Regions from separate parts of the Homo sapiens genome. Here region 1 is linked to region 2. The links are chromatin loops, found by intact Hi-C in ENCODE. Cell type or tissue: CD14-positive monocyte. All regions are shown on one strand. Links, peaks and the distances in the headings refer to the core of each region. The heading gives the core; the rest is flanking DNA. Region 1 has its middle 70 kb from the start of ZNF365. Region 2 has its middle 170 kb from the start of ZNF365.

Region 1 (9,992 bases), core at 1,419-6,418, 100 kb before region 2:
AGACTATCACCTTGCTGTTGTTGATACTACACTTATGGTTTCTGGTCAGTATAGATATTTTAATTCCATTTCCCACTTTCTTAGTTTTTCTCCCTTACTTGAAATCTCCTTCATCTTTACCAATTTAAATTCTTCTCATCTTTCAACTAATAATGGGTCTATTCTTTCTCTTCTCGGTCTCTGTCTTCCTCTCTCTCTTTACATTTTCCTCATGCCATGTGTATTCCTTCATTGTGTTTATTCCAGAAGCACTCACGTGATTGAGCAATTGATTAAATAATCTTTACTTAGAATTTTATGATTATTTCAACTCTAGCAAAAAAAAAAAAAAATGTTGACTCACTACCTAACAATGCCTCCCTTTCCCAGATTCTCTTGCAGCTAGGGATGGGATGTGTAGCTCGGTTTAGCCAATGAAGCATAGGGGAAATACACTGATATCTTCTGAGAAAGACATATTCTTTATAACAAAGATGGGAAAGCATATGTGCAAGCCCTCTAATAGCTGTGGCTCTTCCTTTGCCCTGACTTTGCATGAGGTTATAAAGGATTTAATGTCTGGATCTGCAAAATTATCTTGTGAACAAAATGGGAAACCCAAGGGACTCTTGAAGATGTCAACCCAGTGACCTTGACAATGTGGAGCTGGTAAATCAGCTCTGAAATGACCATCCTCCAGCTTCTTATATCTTCTATTACTTAATTTAATGTCTTTATTGTTTATGCCACTAATAATTTGGTGTACTGTTACTGAGAGCCAAACATATCCTAACTGACACAATCTAAATATTAAAATCCCTCAAAAATATCATCTCACTTTTAATTTTGATACTTCTTAGAACCTGGCCCAGTGCTTGAGACAGAGTGGTGGCTAAATAAACATGTGCAATCTGCATGTTTTTCCTTTGTCCTGTCCGCACTTTCTCCCGCACAAAATGGACTTCTTGAAATTAGTCTCATATGCTTATCTAAGAGACTGCTAAATTGGAATAAGGAACTTTGCCTATGGAGTCTGTTATACAAAATGCACGTATGTCAGAGGATACCTTAGGCTCATTTTGCCATGCAAATGCTAATAATTATAAGCTTTATGAATGCATAGTTTTATTTATTTATTTATTTATTTATTTATTTTTGTATCTCCTCTTCTTGTTTCTTTCTCTTTTTTTTTAAACTTTTATTTTAGGTTCGGGGGTACATGTGAAGGTTTGTTACATAGGTAAACTTGTGTTACTGGGTCACGGGATGGGGGGTTTTTTCTACATATTACTTTATCACCCAGGTATTAAGCCTAGTACCTAATAGTTATCTTTTCTGCTCCTCCCTCCTCCCAACCTCCACCCTCAAGCAGACTGCAATGTCTGTTGTTTCCTTCTTTGCATAAAAATTTACTTTTAGAGGGCAGAGGTTTTTCTTCTATCTTTATGTCTACCAGCACTGTGCCTTGTACAGAGTTTACAGACAATGGGTGAATAAGTAGGGGGAGAGAGAAGGGAAGAAAGTTAGAAGCAGCAAAATGCATTTAGCAAATTGACAGATATGAGATAGAGAATTGTAAGTTCCTTGAAATGAAAATACTGCCTTACTAATTGTGTATCTCTATAGTAGTGTTTGTAAAAGTGTCATCTCATTATTCAGAATCAGCTGGAGCTTTGCTGAAATCCGATTCCTGGTCCCTACCTTAAAACTACAGAAACAAAATGTCTGAAAGTACACCCAGGAATCACTTGTGATTTACTCACTTGTGAATTACTGCCTCAGTGCCTGGCAAAGTCCTTCCTACATATTAGATATTTAGTAAATAACAGAATGAATACATCATCCGATCTCTAAAGTCATTCCTTTAAAACCTAATGTCTTTATGTGATGAGGCAAATATTTCCCTCACAAAAGAGAAAAGGCCCTCTTCAAGTGGGCAAAATATTTTCCTTGATAACTAAGAAGACAAATAAATTATTTAAATATTCACTTACTCATAATTGATGATTATTATGAGTATTCTTTGTGCTTTATCTACATTGTTTGGTTGAATCCCCATAAAAAGTCCAAGAAGCAGATATTATTATTATCCCCATTTTATAGATAAGAAATGAATAACCAGTGAGGTTAAATTGCTTGGCTAAGGTCATACAGCCAGTATGTTGCAGAGCTGAGAGTCAAATCTAAGGATGTCTGATTCTAAAGTCCATACTTAGAACCATTCTACACCCATTGGCAGTTTCTTTTTGCTCCCAGGTCCCACGTTGTTCATGAAGCCTTCTTTGACTTTTTGCATCGATTTTATCTATACCATATATATTAGTTCTTTAAATAGCAAAATCCTAGAATGCTAGAGAAAGAAGAACACAGGGGCCATCTAGACCATTTTCTTTATTTTATAGATAAGAAAATTGAGGCTCAGAGACATGATCTTATTAGAAGTCATACAGACCTCAGTCATCCACACAGGGCAGAACCTTACTGATTCTTGGGGCCTGCTTCTAGAGTCTCTGGGTGCGTAAATCAGATGCAAGGGCCTGGTAATACAGCTCCATGGTTGTGTCCAGTCATCAGCCAAAGTTGGGAATCACATATTCTATATCACTTGGCATTTCATCTGTGTTGTCTTATCTCTCCAACCTTACTTTAATTGGAAGCTTGCTCTATATTTTGGGATCCCTACAATGTCCAGCAAATAACTGGACCTATTTTACATGTTTAATATATGCTTGTGAATTGAATCGAAGAAAGTTTGAGATACTGGATATTTCACTAGGAGGTGGCAGGGAAATGGATTATAGCAATTTAGTAAGGCCACATAACAGCAAATACTTCAGGTGGGAGGCAGAATAGATGGTGATTATAAGATTTGGCTTGTCTCGTTTGCTTCAGCTCATAATGATTCCGGAGCCCCGTCAATCAAAGATTTCAGATTGCAGAGTCTTGATTTCTGATTTTCTTTTGCCTTCCCAAGCTGGGTAGACATGCTTAGCAAACGTGATCCCCAGATGCTTGGGACATGTCTTACACTGCTATAAGCACACAGAACCAAACCCCAGTGACACTCTTGCCTTGGAGTGGCAGAGCCTTATATGGAAACAGAGTGTACTTTTCGTTTTACTGGGGGATCTTTAAATAGCAAGGAACAGCAACTCAAAGCTTTCCAAAGAGCTACTTAAAGTTATTTTTCTCCATGACAACAGCCTGGCAATAAGGATAGAATTTAAAGAGCCAGGATCCCAAGTCGAAAGAGAGAAGGAAAATTTCCCTGCTAAATTGAATGCTCAGAGATGAATCAAAGCCAGAGTGTAAATTCCATACATTGACTCACAACTATAGAACAGATGAGATGAGCAATCAAACTACATTCTTTAATTAACTGTATGCAAAATCGCGGATATTTAAAGGTGTTCACTTGGTGGTGGGTGGGGTGGAGGGAGATACTCACAGGCTTACGTTACAATTGCTGGTGCTGAAACGATGGCTTCATTTTCTTGCTTGTTACCTTTAGAAGTTTGGAGGGATGGATGTCATTTGGCTGCTTAAAGGTCAACTTCTAAATAATCCTCCTGGCCTTCTTCCTTTGCCTGCACCTAGCAGAAACACCTTTGCCCTGTCTCTTGAAATCCTACTCCTCCACATAGGCTATGGTGGACTCAACTCCTGGTTCTTCTTTTCCAACAAGGGAAAATATTCAGATGTCTTCTCAGGGAGTCCTCACATTGGCTTTTTATTTTTCTAATCTGAGAGGCTGGCTTTATCCCCAACATGGGGGGAATTTCTGAGATTTACCTTCCACTTCTGATCATCCCCAGGAATGAGGACGGACTTGCCCTGATAACTTCCTTACCCTCCACTCCTGACCAAGTTCTAGTCCACTGGAGCACCATTAGCTTTAGAATTGATCAACCCCAGAAACAGAACAGATTCAATTGTCCGTCGCATACAGGGATGCACTCAACAGTGCTCCCTGCAAGGGCTCAACCGGGCTTTGAATTCTGAATCACCGGACACTCTGTTTAGTGACACGTAGCTCTCTAGCTACAGTGGCAGTTTTTACCACTGACCAGTGCCCGTGATGACCTTTCATTTGGCAAACATTGAGTGCCCTTTATAAGTCAAGCACTAAGTACAGCACTGAAGCAGTGAATAAATCAGTTATCAGCTTCTTCCTTCTGAGGTGAAAGGGATTTTCCTGTAATGATTGGTTCTAGTTCTGCCCTTTGAAAGCATATAATTAGTTATTCCATTCCTTCAGAAAACTGGAGACAAACAGAGACCCTCAATGTCTGTTGTCACTCTGATCACTCCTTCTTTTGTGTATGCCCCAGTTGGTCAGTGACCCTTTCAAAGGAGACTGCTTAGAATTTTACCTTCCTTCTCGGGTTCCTCTGCCTTGTGTTTAGATGCTCTGGTTTTATTACAGTTCCCTGGTTCGGAGCAGTTACATGGCTTATCATGTTTCCAGAGCCTAGAGGTGCAAGCTTGCATATGTATATGTCTCTTGGGGAGAAGGAGTTAAAAACATTAACTTCAACCTGGGGAGTTGTTTTTCTTCTCCTGCTCTTTAACCAGAAAATAAATGTGATTGTAGCTTTGAAAACTGAAATGCTAGCTTTTAAACAACTGGCAAATAATAGCGTTCAAGATTTCAAGGGGAAAATGGGCTCCATAAAACTTCTGTGCTCAGAACCCCCACATTGTCCTTTTAGTTGGTAAATTGAGAATAAGTGGCAATGAGGAGGTAATCGCCTTTAACTGCATTTCACTGAGAACTAATGTCCCTGTGACCAGTAAATAATGTTAACTTAAAAAAAAATTAAGCCAGGCCTCTCCACTGTGACAACTTAAATATGCAATGATTACAGTCTTGAACTTTTGCCCCCATGGAGTACAGCTTGACTGTGAGGAAAGGGGTACATTCATCTGTTCCACCAAAGCATTCTCAATGCCATCCATGACAAAAGTTTTGGACTGATATTATCAAGGATTAGGCAATCCCTCTGCTCTTAGACTTGGCATCTTCTAGGGCTGAGAAGTGTCAGACTGACTCCAGGAAGCATCAGCCATTTCCTCTCACTCCAGGGACAGGAAGGACTGACTTATTCCCCTGCTGATTATTTTCTGCCCCCATTTCCCATCTTGTTCTGCTCCCCAGATGCATTCTCTGCTCTTCTCTGTGCCCTGGGAGGCTGATCCCTGCAGATACATCTCTTGGTGTGCTGGCTGATTTTGAGTTGAGTTTGGCCATTGAGAGGCCCCGGTAGGAGACAGGAGAGTGGGAAGAGAGGTCAGTGTATAACTTCTGAGCCCTCTGCTTCTGTAGTATGTCTCTAGAAGTAGCTGCGCTCAATTACTTCAAATTACAGCTTCTGCCAATTAGCTCCTTATCTATGGTTCTAGTTTTCAGTAGACTCTAGCAATTGTCTTGGCCCTGGGCCCCAGGGCTGGTAATGGCCCTAGGAGGCTGGTAATAGCCTCCTATTGTTGCTAGTCTCTGGATGCATCAACCACCCTAACTTTTCCTTAACCTGCCCTCTCCTCTGTCCTTACATCTTCTTCATTCAAATCACCTGGAATGAATTCTTTCCTGCATGGGCCCTGGCAGTTAAACTTCTGAATGTTCGAATCTCTTCTTGTAAGTCATGTAATGCCATGCCATCAACTCCAGGGAAGCCTTCTTACCTCTTTCAGGCAGATGCAGTCCCCAGTTCTTTTATTTTATTTTATTTTATTATTATTATACTTTAAGTTTTAGGATACATGGGCACATAGTGCAGGTCAGTTACATATGTATACATGTGCCATGCTGGTGTGCTGCACCCATTAACTCGTCAGTTAGTATTAGGTATATCTCCTAATGCTATCCCTCCCCCCTCTCCCCACCCCACAACAGTCCCCAGAGTGTGATGTTCCCCTTCCTGTGTCCATGTGATCTCATTGTTCAATTCCCACCTATGAGTGAGAACACGAGGTGTTTGGTTTTTTGTCCTTGCGATAGTTTACTGAGAATGATGATTTCCAATTTCATCCATGTCCCTACAAAGGACATGAACTCATCATTTTTTATGGCTGCATAGTATTCCATGGTGTATATGTGCCACATTTTCTTAATCCAGTCTATCATTGTTGGACATTTGGGTTGGTTCCAAGTCTTTGCTATTGTGAATAGTGCCACAATAAACATACATGTGCATGTGTCTTTATAGCAGCATGATTTATAGTCCTTTGGGTATATACCCAGTAATGGGATGGCTGGGTCAAATGGTATTTCTAGTTCTAGATCCCTGAGGAATCACCACACTGACTTCCACAATGGTTGAACTAGTTTACAGTCCCACCAACAGTGTAAAAGTGTTCCTATTTCTCCACATCCTCTCCAGCACCTGTTGTTTCCTGACTTTTTAATGATTGCCATTCTAAGCAGTCCCCAGTTCTAAGAGCAGGGGTGAGGCAGCCCCAACCAGGTCGCTCATCAGAATTGCATGGAGAGCTTTGAAAAAGATGCAGATCCTGAGATCCCACCTATTGAATGGCACTTTTCTAGAGTGAGGTTTTACAGTTTCTATTTTTAAAAAGATCTGAGCAAGAGGGCAAGGTGGTGATAATTGTGCAAGTTAGGTGCTGGATACGTGGGATTTGTTACACCATTTTCTCTACTTTTGTGTATGTTTGAAAGTTTTCGCTACAAAAAAGAATCATATTAAGATTCTAAGTTGAGAACCACTGATTCAAAGTGGAAATCTGATATTTGTTTTGCTCATCTCATTGTTCTTTTTCTTCATTGGCCTCGGTCAGACCATGGTAGGGTCCCCATATGTGTAAACAATTGGAACGAGGCAGAGATCCAGCATCTTCTATTGACTGTAGTCTTAGGCACCATGAACCCAGGAACTCTGGTCTTGTCTCATCGGATACCTTTATAGATTGGGTTGAGCTGATTTGGCCAAATCTATTGGTCTTTTTTGAGCAGTTCCCACTCACATAGACACAATTTGTGACCTTTAACCAAATTCTGTAAGTGTAAGGTTGGAAAACCCAAGTCACTGCACTCTGGGATGGCTCTCCTTCCCTTCTTTATGAGAAAGTTCTCAGGAGTCCCGCAGTTCTATTTGTACTGTACCAGAAAAGGACCCAGAGTTCCAAGTAGCAAATTCAGGTTTCCAGTCCCTGCTCCTGTGTGATCTTGGGAAGACAATTCCCTTTAGAATTTCTTCAATTTCATGTCATAGTAGTGAAAGCACCATCTCTGACTTTGAACCCGAGTTCTGCCACTTCCTAACCATGTGACTTGGGGCAGATTGTTCAACTTCTGTATGCCCCAATTTGTTCATGTGTAAAATGGAAATATTAATAGAAACCACATCATTAGGTAGTTGAGAATATTAAATGAGCTACTATATGTAAAGGGAATAGCATTGTGTGTGGTGTATCACAAGTTCTGGATACATGCTAGCTGATGTTATCATTATTGCTCCTTAAATTTATATTTATAACTTTGGAGAGCTAGGCAGAAGGAAACAGCAACAGTTTCAGATACAGAGCTTCCAGGGATTTTTTTTCTTTATCATAATATAATTTGAAAACTACTGCTGCAGCTATTGAAGAAATGAATGGCTATAAAATTTTGGGGGAAAAAATCCATTCAAAAAAGCCTGTGTGGTTGACTCTGTAGTTGCTGGTCGTTTTGTAGAGTTCTGGGATTTTGCCACCCTGGGTGAAACGGCTGGCTGGTCCTGAAACTGCTCTTTCCCTGCTCTGGCCTGGGACTGTCAGGAGCGGCTTGAGTTACTAGTTTTGATGTGTGGGAGGCGGTAGTGGAGGAAAGAATGGAGGAGCATCTAGGATGCTCCTGAATCAAGTGGGAAAAGACAAAAGGCTGAGATGGCCTTGGCTAATGTACACCCTTTCTCAGCCAATTTGAGGACACCCGGCTTCATTTAGCAAACCTGACCTCATGTTCCTGTCAATTAAAAACTATGCAAATGTGTTTTGAATTTTGTAGGCAAGGGTGTATTATCTCCTAATGCTGACTATTAAAATTCCTGATAAAAGCCAATATCCAAAAGTTGGATAGCAAGACAGAGAGTCAGAGAGAAAGAAATTTGGGCCTTTTAATAATTGAGTACAAAAATACATACATTAATACATAATTGTACTAAAGAACAAGTGCTTAAGCCCTCTCTTGGCAGGGAGGAAAAGATTAACCTCCCCTTTACATACAAGCTAACCTAATCTACTAAACTAAAAAATATATATATATTGTTTGTTTTTTATTGTGGAATCTGGGCTTCACAGGAGTGAGATGCTAAGTGACATAAACTGCTTCACTCTTAAACCAGGATCTAGCAAATGGTTGAAAGCTAGCCCATCTGTAAAGAAGTATGTCTTCACTCTGAAATACTGGTCACTCACACTCTGGCATATTCTGTTATTTCCTCCAATCCCTTGTGGCATGTATTTAAAAGTCACTGGCTGAGAAAAGTCGGATTCCATTGCTAGTTTTGATTTGAGAATGGCAAGGAGGGACCTCATCATAGTGCAGGACTCAGAACCTACCATTCACCCTGTTGTTCTGAAGACGGTCAAAGAGTCACATGCGGTGGCTGCCTACCTCCTGATGGTGTGCTCCAGTACTTGTCTGTGCTTTACCCCTTTCTTTGCGGGGAATCACGCTTCCCTGGAAACTCTTTTCTTTCTGCTCCCTCCTCTAACATGTGTCCTGAACAAGAGCTATGTGACAATGCCTTTCAGGTCGTGGTGGATGGTTTCATGGCAGGCAACTGATGGAAGCTGAGCAGTCAGTGTCTTAACCCTCACATTGGTTCAGCACTGGGTAAGGGACCCAAGCTACTTAAAGTACAATCTTTCCTTGGGATTAATTCCTGCCCCTAACCTTTTATTATGAAAATTTTCAAACATCACAAAGTTGAAAGAACTGTATCGTGAACACCCGCCACCCAAACTCTACCAGTAGCCATTAACATTTTATTACATTTGCTTTATCTCATATCTATCCATCTCACCAGCTATTAATTCAATTTCTTTTTGTTGCATTTAAAAGTGGATTGCAAATATTATACACATCTCCATAAATGTTTCAGCTTGTGTTCATTAAGTAAGATTCAGTATTTGTTTACAGTGGGCTTTCTTTTTGCTATAAAAATTACATACAATGAAATGCACATATCTTAAGGGTATATTTGCAGAGTTTTGGCAGTTGTACACACTCAGGATTTATTTTCATCAGGGGTGGAGACAGAGTCCCTTTCCCACCAGGAATGTGAGGCTCAAAAATGTGAGCCTAGAGTGGGGGACAGCTATGACTCCAACCTTCAGATTCTGAAAGCCAGCTAGGGATAAGAGAGCTGACATACCAATGTGGAGGCAGAGCTGAGAGATAAAAATAATGTCGAAAGTATTGCAGTCACTTTGGCCCTTTTTTTATTCAGTTTGTTAAATGCGCCTGTAAATTCCCATATTTGCTGAAATGATTTGGAGTGTTTTTTTACTTGCACCCAGAATCCTAACACATAAACGGTCCCCTTTAATTCTAATTAATGCATTATGTCTCTATTGCAGATATGGTGTCTATTATAGGTATCTACCAAGTGCAGAGGGCTTACGAAAGTCTAAGATTCCTTTCAAATCTAGGAGACTATGGATCTGGTAAGATGAAAGCATTGGTCTCACCTAGGTCCTAGCTATGGATCCATCATATATATGAAATAAACAATTTTGCACAGATACTAGCATCTTTATTCAAAGCATAATCTCCAACTTAAATAAAAGCAAAAGCAAAAAAAGAATAACCTCAATATTAAAAGTATAGTTATTAATATTAGAAGCAGGACCCTAATGGACTTATCGATTATTATTTCCAACTTTGAACATTATCCAGTTTTTGTGGCTTTAGCTAAATAATTACAGAAACAGAGGCAGTGTGTTTTCACTGTTAGAGATGAAATAGGTTGAAAAATGCCAAAATGGATCCAATGTGGAAAATGTTGAAT
Region 2 (9,462 bases), core at 4,463-9,462:
TGATTACCAGAGGCTGGTAGGCGGAAAGGGAAGGGTGAGGATAGGAAAGGGAAGATAATTGTCAAAGGGTACAAAGTTTCCGTTAGACCAGCAGGAATAAGTTTCAGGATCTATTGCACAGCATGGTGACTCATAGCTAATGATAAAGTTCATATATCTCAAAACTGCTGAAAGGGTTAATTTTAAATGTTTTCACCACGCAAAAAAATGATAAGTATATGAAATGATGAATAATGTTAATTAGCTAGATTTAATCACTCTACAATAATTCATGACATGGCATTGTACCTGGTCTATAATTATTATTTGTCAATTAAAAATAAAATAAAATGGTCAGGTGCGGTGGCTCACTCCTGTAATCCCAGCACTTTGGGAGGCTGAGGCGGGCAGATCACTTGACGTCAGGAGTTCAAGACCAGCCTGGCCAACATGGTGAAACTCTGTCTCTACTAAAAATACAAAAATTAGCCCAGCACGGTGGTGCACACCTGTAATCCCAGCTACTTGGGAAGCGGAAGCATGAGGATCGCTTGAACATGCGAGGCGGAGCTTGCAGTGAGCCAAGATCACTCCACTGCACTCCAGCCTGGGCGACAGAGGGAGACTCCGTTTCAAAAATAAATAAATAAATAAATAAATAAATAAATAAATAAATAAATGAAATAAAATACCACAAAACTTAAAAAAAAGGAATCAGTTTCAAATGGCTACCTACTATATGATTCCATTTGTATGACATCTGGAAAACACAAAACTACAGTGATGGAGAAAAGATCAATGGTTGTCAGAGGCTATGGACAGGAGGAGGATGTGTCTAAAAAAGGAGCAGCACAGGGAATTTTGGCAGTGATGGATCTGTTCTGTGTCCTGTTTGTGGTGAAGGTTTACATGAATCTATATATGTGTGTGTGTAAATATACATACATATATACACGTACATGTATATGTACATGTTTATACACATATATGTATATACACATATGTAGTTGTACATGTATATGCATACATATGTATATATAAATAATATACACATGCATATATGTGTATATACACATATGTGTATATATATGTAAACATATATAGCGTCTCTCTATATAACATATATAATCTATGTATGTGTTAACTCTACATCCAAAAAATCAATTTTATCGGATGTTAACTTTAAAAATAAAGAAAATAGAGCAAAAATTCATACTTAGTATTTCAAATATTTTTAAAGGAGGAAATATCACTCATGAAGAAAACAATACATTGTGAAACATAAAAACAGGCAGAACTGAAACAGTATCATGTGAGTGTGAGCTTTTTTTAGAAGAGAGTGATTAAGTAACTTGACAACAAGACACATATTTAATAAGAGACACTAGTGGGATTTGAATGCAAGTCCCCTGACTTGGACTACAGAAGAATTTTTACAGAAGTATCCCACAAAGCACCCGTGCTAAGTGGGAAAGAGCCCTGGATTCCAACTCAACATGCTTGCATTTGAATCTTGGCTCCACCCTGCCTTCTAGCTTTGAATCTGTTTCCTCTTCTGTAAAATGAGATCAATAGCAGAATCTACCTTATAAAATTTTGTCACGTGTATGTAAAATGCTTCATGTATCCCCGACATAGGAGTGTTCAAGAAATGGCAGCTATTTACCTCTTGCAGCCTTAGTTTCTCCCCTAGCAACATAGAAATGACACCTGCGTTGTGAGAGATTTAAAAAGCATGCTACAAATATGTTCTTTTGCTGGCATGTTAGTATTTGCACAAAGAACACAAGTCCTTGAGGTTTATATTTAGTTACAGAAATGGATGAAGTAAATTGAATTTAGGTATGTTTGATACAAAACACAGTCTTCCTTTCACTCCCACCCCACCTCCAGCTCCTTTCTCATTTTTGGCTGTGTAATGAATGCTCTCTGGGTACATGTCCATAACTATTTAAAAATATCTATCAAGATTTTCTTCATCGAGATTTTATATATATATATATGTGTGTGTGTGTGTGTGTGTGTGTGTGTGTGTGTGTATTATATATGTCTATGTATTCCTGTACAGCCTGCAGAACCATATGGATATGGTGTGGATCTGTGTCCCCACCCATATCTGATATTGAATTGTAATTTCCAGTGTTGGAGGTGAGGACTGGTGGGAGGTGATTGGACCACGGGGGAAGATTTCTTGTGAATGATTTAGCCCCATCATCTTTGTACTATCCTCATGATAGTGAGTGAGTTCCTGTGAGATGTGGTCATTTAAAAATGTGTAGCACTTTCCCCCTCACTCTGTCATTCCCGCTCTGCTCATGTGATGTGCCTGCTGTGGCCATATGATGTGCCTGCTCCCCCTTCGCCTTCTGCCATGATTGTCTAAGTTTCCTGAGGCCTCTCCAGAAGCCAGCAGATGCCAGCGTCATGCTTACAGTACAGCCTGCAGAACTATGAGCCAATTAAGCATCTTTTCTTTATAAATTACCCAGTCTCATGTATTTCTTTATAGCAATGCAAGCACAGACTAATACATATATAATCTGGGCTCAAAGACAAGAAAAAGTAATCAAGATAAGGAACAAGAGGAAGGCAGAGGGAAGCAAGAGGAGCAGAAAAAAAGCCTCCTAGAATAACTTTTCTGAGCAAAGCAACTCTGGTTAGCTTGTTGCTTTTATGCACTTGTGAAGCAGGAGCACACATTGCAAGCACCCTGATTATTATTATAAATATAGATCACCTCGATTACTGTAAGTGATGTTGCTTAATACAATGGATAGCAGCTTTTTAAAACAGGCAAAGCTCTTTTCCAAGTATTGACGTCAGCAGGACCTTGTAATTGTTCCTCTTATTGGTTCAACCGCCACTACAGCCACAGATGTCGCCAGCAAGCATGACAGGGACTGCCGCTTTCCACACTGCAACACAGACTCGAAGAAGCTGCCCTCTACTTGGGGTTGGTAGGGTTGGTAGCAACCTTTGCCTCTAGCTTATTAGCTGTGTGCATCATTTTCAGTTAGAGGTGTAAGATGGTTGGGAGAAGCGGATCAAGGTGTGCTTAGGTAGGAAATGTTTGTTTTATCTCTTTTCTCACTTGAGTTTACAAAATTCAGTGTTAGAATTCACCTCAGTTCACCTGTAAGGTAGGCATTGGTGCTCTCCTTATTCATAGGCAGAGGAAATGCCTGCCTGGTTTAATTCTTTAGGTGAGAATCTGCAAGCCCTTTTCTCCTACTCCAACTCATTCTCCCACCAGCCCTGACATGTTGCTAGAAATATCAGGATTATTAAATCTGGATTAATATTTTGGCTAGATTTAACTTTTTGGCCTTTTAGCAAAGAGCAGGACCTAGAGAAAAAGAGATCCAAGAAAGACAAGTTTTGGCAGGAACATTAAAGGTGAGATAGAAAAAGGGATTAGAAGCAGCAAAGAATGATGGGGTTCAGAGGTGTTCAGGGTGCTGGGCAGAGATGAGGAACATTCAGAAAGGAAGAGAACACAAATAAAAATGGAAGTTGCTAAACACGATTTTGCCCACTCCATCAGAAGAAACTTACCTAGATATCACTTCATACCTGTTAGGATGGCTTTCATCAAAAAGACAAAAGATAAGTGTTGGTGAATGTGGGAAGAAAGGAAACCCTAGCACACTGTTGGTGGGAATGTAGATTGATTCACCCACTGCAGAAAACAGCATGGAGTTTCCTAAAGAAATTAAAAATAGAGGTGGTGGACATGACCCAGCAATCCCTCTTCTGGGTATATACCCAAAGGAAATGAAATCACTACATCGTAAACATATCTGCACTCGCATATTTATGGCAGCCTTATTCACAGTAGCTAAGATATGGGAACAACTAAAGTGTCTGTCAATGTATGCATTAATAAAAAAATTGTGGTGTATTTATATACAATGGAATATTATTCAGCCTTAAAAAAGAAAGAGATCTTGCCATTTGTGACAACATGGATGAACCTAATTGACATTAGAAGTGAAATAAGCCAGGAACAGAAAGAAAAATACTGCATGACCTCCCTTATATGCGGAAACAACAAAAAAGAATTGAATACATTGAAATGGAGTAGAATAGTGGTTACCAGGGGTGAGGAAAGGGGAAGATGTAGGTCAGCAGGCACAAAGTTGCAGTTATGTAGGATGAATAGGTTTAGAGCTCTAAAGTACAACAGGAGAAGTATAGTTAATAATATTGTATTATATATGAGAAATTTGCTTGGAGAGTGGGCGTTAGGCACCCTTATCACACATATAAGAAAGATAACTGTATAAGATGATGGATATGTTCCTTTGCTTGATTGTAGTAATAGCTTTGCTATAGGTATATCAAAGCATCATACTGTACACCTTAAATACAGAAAATAAAAAGTAAATAAAAGAAGAAACTTACCTGGTCCTTCTAAGATTAAGTAATAAGAAAATGACTTGGTAGTTGGCTATTCTCTGTGTCCTATTTTATCACACTCTGAGTAATGTTTATTGAAGAGCGGGAAATACTAAACATGTTGGGTTTTAGAGATAAAATGAGATGTGTCATGACTTTGAAGTTGGTTGTCTTAATTTTGCCTTTATTCACCACAAGTAAGACTTGGAAAGCTGTGAAATCTTGGGGTTTTTTTCCCCCACTGGCTATGTTCCCATGTTCATAATAATGCTTCCGGAAAGACCAAACTCAAGTCATGTCCCGGATGTGACCAAGACTGGAATATTATCTAGGATCTGTATAAAACTCTCGTTTTCCGAGAGAATGTTTGCTAAAATAGCTCTTGTAACTCCCAAAAGTCTGACTGGTTTTCTCGCTGCATGTGAAGGCTGATTTGCTTTGACTGAGACCTGTATACATGTGCTCCGCCTATGGTAATTGGCCATGCCTTAGGGTTGGGGGTAGGGTGGGGGACAACGGTACGTGTAAAACAGAAATGACATCTTCATTTCCTGCAAAAGCCATTTGTGTAAACTGTGTAAACTCTGTGAACTTTGCTGAGTTTCAATAAATACTTTGAAATCTGAGATGACTGAGACTTCTTTCTGCCCTGTCTAGGGTAACAATAAACTTCCAGCAAATGTTGACTTCTGAGGAAGTAGCCACAGCCACCAGCTTCACCAAGAAAAGGAGGGGGAGAGTTTCTTCACATCAAAGAATGCTCTAAATGGATGCAGATAATTAACCATGTTATAAAGCCCCTGGTTGTGCCTGAGTTCTATTAATGGTTTGGGTAACAGTGTGAGCTCTGGGGTCAAAGAGCACTAGGTTTAAAGCCCATTGAGTATGGACAAGTTAGTAACTTCCTCTGTCTCTGTTTTCTCACATGTAAAATGGAGGTAACGATAACATGTGAAGCACTTCAACCAATTCGTAGAGCCCAGTAAGGGATAACAAAATGGCAGATACTAGTATCATTATTGTTGCTCTTCATGTCTGTTATCATCATCATAATTATAATTCCTTAAATGGATATCTTTTTTTCATCTGCTCCACAGATTTGGAGCCACTCCTCCCATCAGGCCAGGTGGATACACCTAAAATCGCACTCTTAACTGCTAGAGCCAAGATGGCAATTAGGTTGCAGCTCAGTGTTCCAACTCTGATTAGTTGATATTAGCTTCCTGGAAAGCTGGGTAGACCAGATTCTTAAGGCTGTTGTGAGATTAGCAGAGCATCATGATCGATTATCACTGTCTGCCATAAGCATGGGAGGGAAAAGGGAATACTCTGCTTATTTGCCAGCCCTGGCCTAGGAGCTGTGCACCATGCCTCAGATGCTTTCTGCCCCACTGAAACAGTGCAGAAAAGTACAAACATTCTCCTTTCTGGGTACCATAATTCTACCAATCCTGATGTTAAAAGAGATTCTTATTGGTAACAGGCTATAACCCAGTTCAAGACCAGACACTGAAAAATTGATGAGTTGTCCTTGTTTTTCTCTTTTTTCAATTTTGTTCAGGGCTTCATAGCTTCCTTCTGGGCAAACTATTTGGCTAGTAGACATGATTTGAGTAACACGGTGGTCTGCTTTTCTTCAATAATGATGATAATGGCATATATTTTCAGAGCACTTAATTTATAAAATGCTCTTACATCCATTAGGATACTTTATATTCAACTGTTTGGCATGCAGAAGGCACAAAAGGAAGTGAAGGCAAACTGGTGTGGGTATTTCTCAAGTCTCGTCTCAAGCTCATTGATGATTCTAGCACATATGTTTTGTTTCCAAAGTGCTGGCGTTTCACTTCCAGGGTAATGGTATCTGCCTCTTGCTGTGATCCTTCCTCTGGTTTCTTGACTCCTTAATTAATTTTCCTTTCATTTATAATTCTTCCTCATGTAATACATGTTTGCCTGTTGTTAAAATATTGCCCTCACATTGTGCAGCATGCCCCAGTATTTCCTCAATGAGTCACTTATGGATCTCAGGGCCAATTTTGTTCCCAAGACAAAATGCCAAGGCCAAGATGAGTTCCAGTTTTGTGCTAATGATTTCAAATTCTTAAGGCTTAGAAACCCCCCCAAGTGCCACACAGATACCAAAATGATTAAATGGTGGCCTCTGTAGAAGGCAGGCTCTCCATCCTTTGCTGAACCAAAGGGCTATTTTCCCGTTCTCTTAGATAGCTTCTACTTCAGAAGTATAATCTATTCTCTCCCACTCATCCAGTCTCAAGAGAATTGGAACTATTTTGCAATAAAAGATGTGTAAGGCTGACCCTCCCTGCCTACGCTGCTCTCTGCTTAAATGGGTTGAGTCAGTATTTCCTCTTTTTCTAATTCAGCAATGGGCCAGCTGGTTTTGTCTGATAGACTAAGACCCAATTAAATGACCTTCTTTCTAACCAGGAAAACAATAGAGGTAAGCAATTATTTAATTAATGGAATCAAAGAAGACTGTGAAACATATAAATTTAGATTCTAAAACTTATTTCTTTCAGAGCAATATTTTGGGAAATTTCCATAGGAGAGTGATTTGTTTCCATTGTGAAACTTTGAATTACATAACAGAAACTATGTCTTGCTTTCCATTGATTGTATGACAACCTAGAGGGATGAAAATTATTTAGATGAGGAAATAAAAAATATTATTTGTTGTTTTTGGTTTCAAAGCCCAACAAAAATCTATTTAGGCTGCATGACCTAAATAGTCTCTTACATAATTGTTTTCACTGTGTTAGGGTTTGGTATTATATCTGCAGTTTACATTAAAAGGTCCTACAAGAAACAACCATATGAAAACTAATTTTGCATTTAATTTGGGGATATGATTTAAATACAGTTTCCACCATAACTCAGTGTCTCTCTATGATGCCCCACCCAAGACATTTCTTAAAGAACTAAGTTTCACAAGAAACAGTGCCTCTCTTGAAGAACTATCAATTTTCTCCTCAAAGACAATGACAAATAATAACTAATTGAGTATCTCTTTTATGCAGTTGTTTTGCCTGTTAGGAAGTTCAAAGAAAGATGTGTGGTTCAACTTCAGTATGAAACTCTAAATATATTCTGGAGTTAGAAATGGCTCAAGCAATACAGACCTGTAGTATCTCATTCACAAGAAGGCTGGAGACAGGTGACTATTGGCACTGGTACTGCTGCTCATTGATGTTATCAAAACACAGGCCTTTTCCTTTTATTTTTCTGCTCTTCTGTCTTTGGCTGTTGTCTTCTTGGTCCAATGGTTGGTGCCTCATGTCACCTGATTGCAGCCACAGAAGCAAACCACATATCCACATTCAGGTCAGAAAGAAAGAGAAGGGGTGGGTCAGCAAGATCTCTTCTCCCTGTCCGTAAGAAAAGAACACAAAAGCTTTTCCAGAACTGATCTGCTTATATCTCACTGGCATCTCTGGATCACATGACTGCCCAACAAACTCAGAGTTATGTTAGCCAAAAAGAGGTGGAGAGTGCGTAGAAAATTAGTAACTATAACAACATATTTTCCGTGGTTCTCTTTTTATAAGCGTTCTTAAAGTCAGTCTTGAATCTAAGGAATTGAGAAAAGTTTAAGATATGGCCCTTGCTTTCTTTCTATAAGCCTTCAGTGGGGAGGCAATTCATTAACGGAAAATTAGATAATAATGAGACGATAATAACAAGTCAGTAATACATGAGGTACATAATGCAATTCATGATGAACTACCAAACAAATGGTCTAGATAGTCAATGTTGAAGGATCTCACTATGATTTGGGATGAATAGGATGGATTTCAAAGAATAAGAAGGGTTTGATATAAATCTTACAAAGGAATAAAAGACATAACTGAATCTCTTCTTTTGTCATTAAGCCCAGAGATACATGTATTCTGATATAATTTTCGTTTGAAAACACACCATCTTCTTCAATTTAGAGTCAACCTTGGACTTTTAGAGATTTGTTGAGGATCCATGGTCCTTTGGTCACCTGAAAATCAAAAGTCAAGCGATAATGTAAAATAGCATAAAAAGAAAAAGATAGGTAGCTAATGTAAAAAACTAATGAGTAAGTGTGTCTATGGAGTACAGGAATTGGAAGACTCTAGTAGAGGGAGGAGAGCAGGAAGTTTGAACTCTGAACATATGGAGAACAATTCCAGTTGACATTTACTAGTTGTGTAATCTTGGGCAAACTCTTTAACTTCTTCAGTCTTGGATTTTCTCATATGTAAAATGAAGATGATAATTTTCCTCACATTGATTTGTGGAGATTATATAAACTAATACTGTAGATAGTGCTGTGTAAACTTAATATTAAGGTACAAAGTATTATTTAAAAGTGATACTCATTTCAGTGATAATCTTCTTTATATAGATTTGATTACTATCACCGCATCAAAATGCCCATCCGATAACTAGGTTCTCCATTGATTTCACATCTAGTGTTGGGGACCAAAGCTAACAAGTCCACTTAGGCCAGGGTTAGTAACATACCTTGGTCTCTGACACCACAGGCAAGGATCAGGTGTTCTGGTTCTCCCAGGGGTTAGCTCCCTCCCCTCTAGGGTCAGTCAGCTTAGAGAAATTCTCAGCTCTCAGGATCAGTGGGGATAATTCCGGGTCTGCACATAATACTGGTTCAACTAGAAGTCATGCCCATGTTAAAAGTGGGTTGTTAATGGAGCAAGCTTTTACCTTTACATTTTGAAAAAACTTGACATCACATCAGTAAAAATGGAATGAACCTCTGAAGAAAGGTTATGGGATAAGAACAGCATACTGGTGTTCAACAGTAGTTCAATCTGTATCTACTAGATTTGTTCATGGAAAACTTAATTTTGGAAACAGTAGAGTGATGGGCACTCTGCAGCTGTCCTACCACTAGCCTCCTGAAATAATTAACAAAATGAGAAAATAACCCATTCATATATTTTAAAGAAACTCCCACATGGAGCACTAAGTACTAGACAGGTTGCAGAAATTTTCCTCTAATTCTAGTTCTGTAGATGTGCAGTAAGGGGAAGGATACACAAGCCAGTCTAAAATAGAACCCAGTGGGTCCCA

What was found. Hi-C counts contacts between places; a loop is a spot of excess contacts. Peaks named below come from ENCODE experiments on the same cell type or tissue, not always from the same donor. Only the 100,000 strongest peaks of a DNase experiment are listed, where the experiment ranks them.
Region 1: it touches region 2 in a loop (3-fold over the local background); 9 of 110 quality-filtered maps call a loop at or near these places.

What each region holds. Positions count from the first base shown.
Region 1 is chr10:62,439,070-62,449,061 of GRCh38, forward strand. It overlaps a transcript of ZNF365 not described here. Among named protein-coding and RNA genes, the nearest start is that of ZNF365, 70 kb to the left of the region's middle. In CD14-positive monocyte, for the core only: no CTCF peak of the experiment used is centred there; no DNase peak of the experiment used is centred there.
Region 2 is chr10:62,539,175-62,548,636 of GRCh38, forward strand. No RefSeq gene overlaps it. Among named protein-coding and RNA genes, the nearest start is that of ZNF365, 170 kb to the left of the region's middle. In CD14-positive monocyte, for the core only: no CTCF peak of the experiment used is centred there; DNase peaks (open chromatin) are centred at 6,387 and 6,717; H3K4me3 peaks cover 1,945 bases; H3K27ac peaks cover 3,425 bases.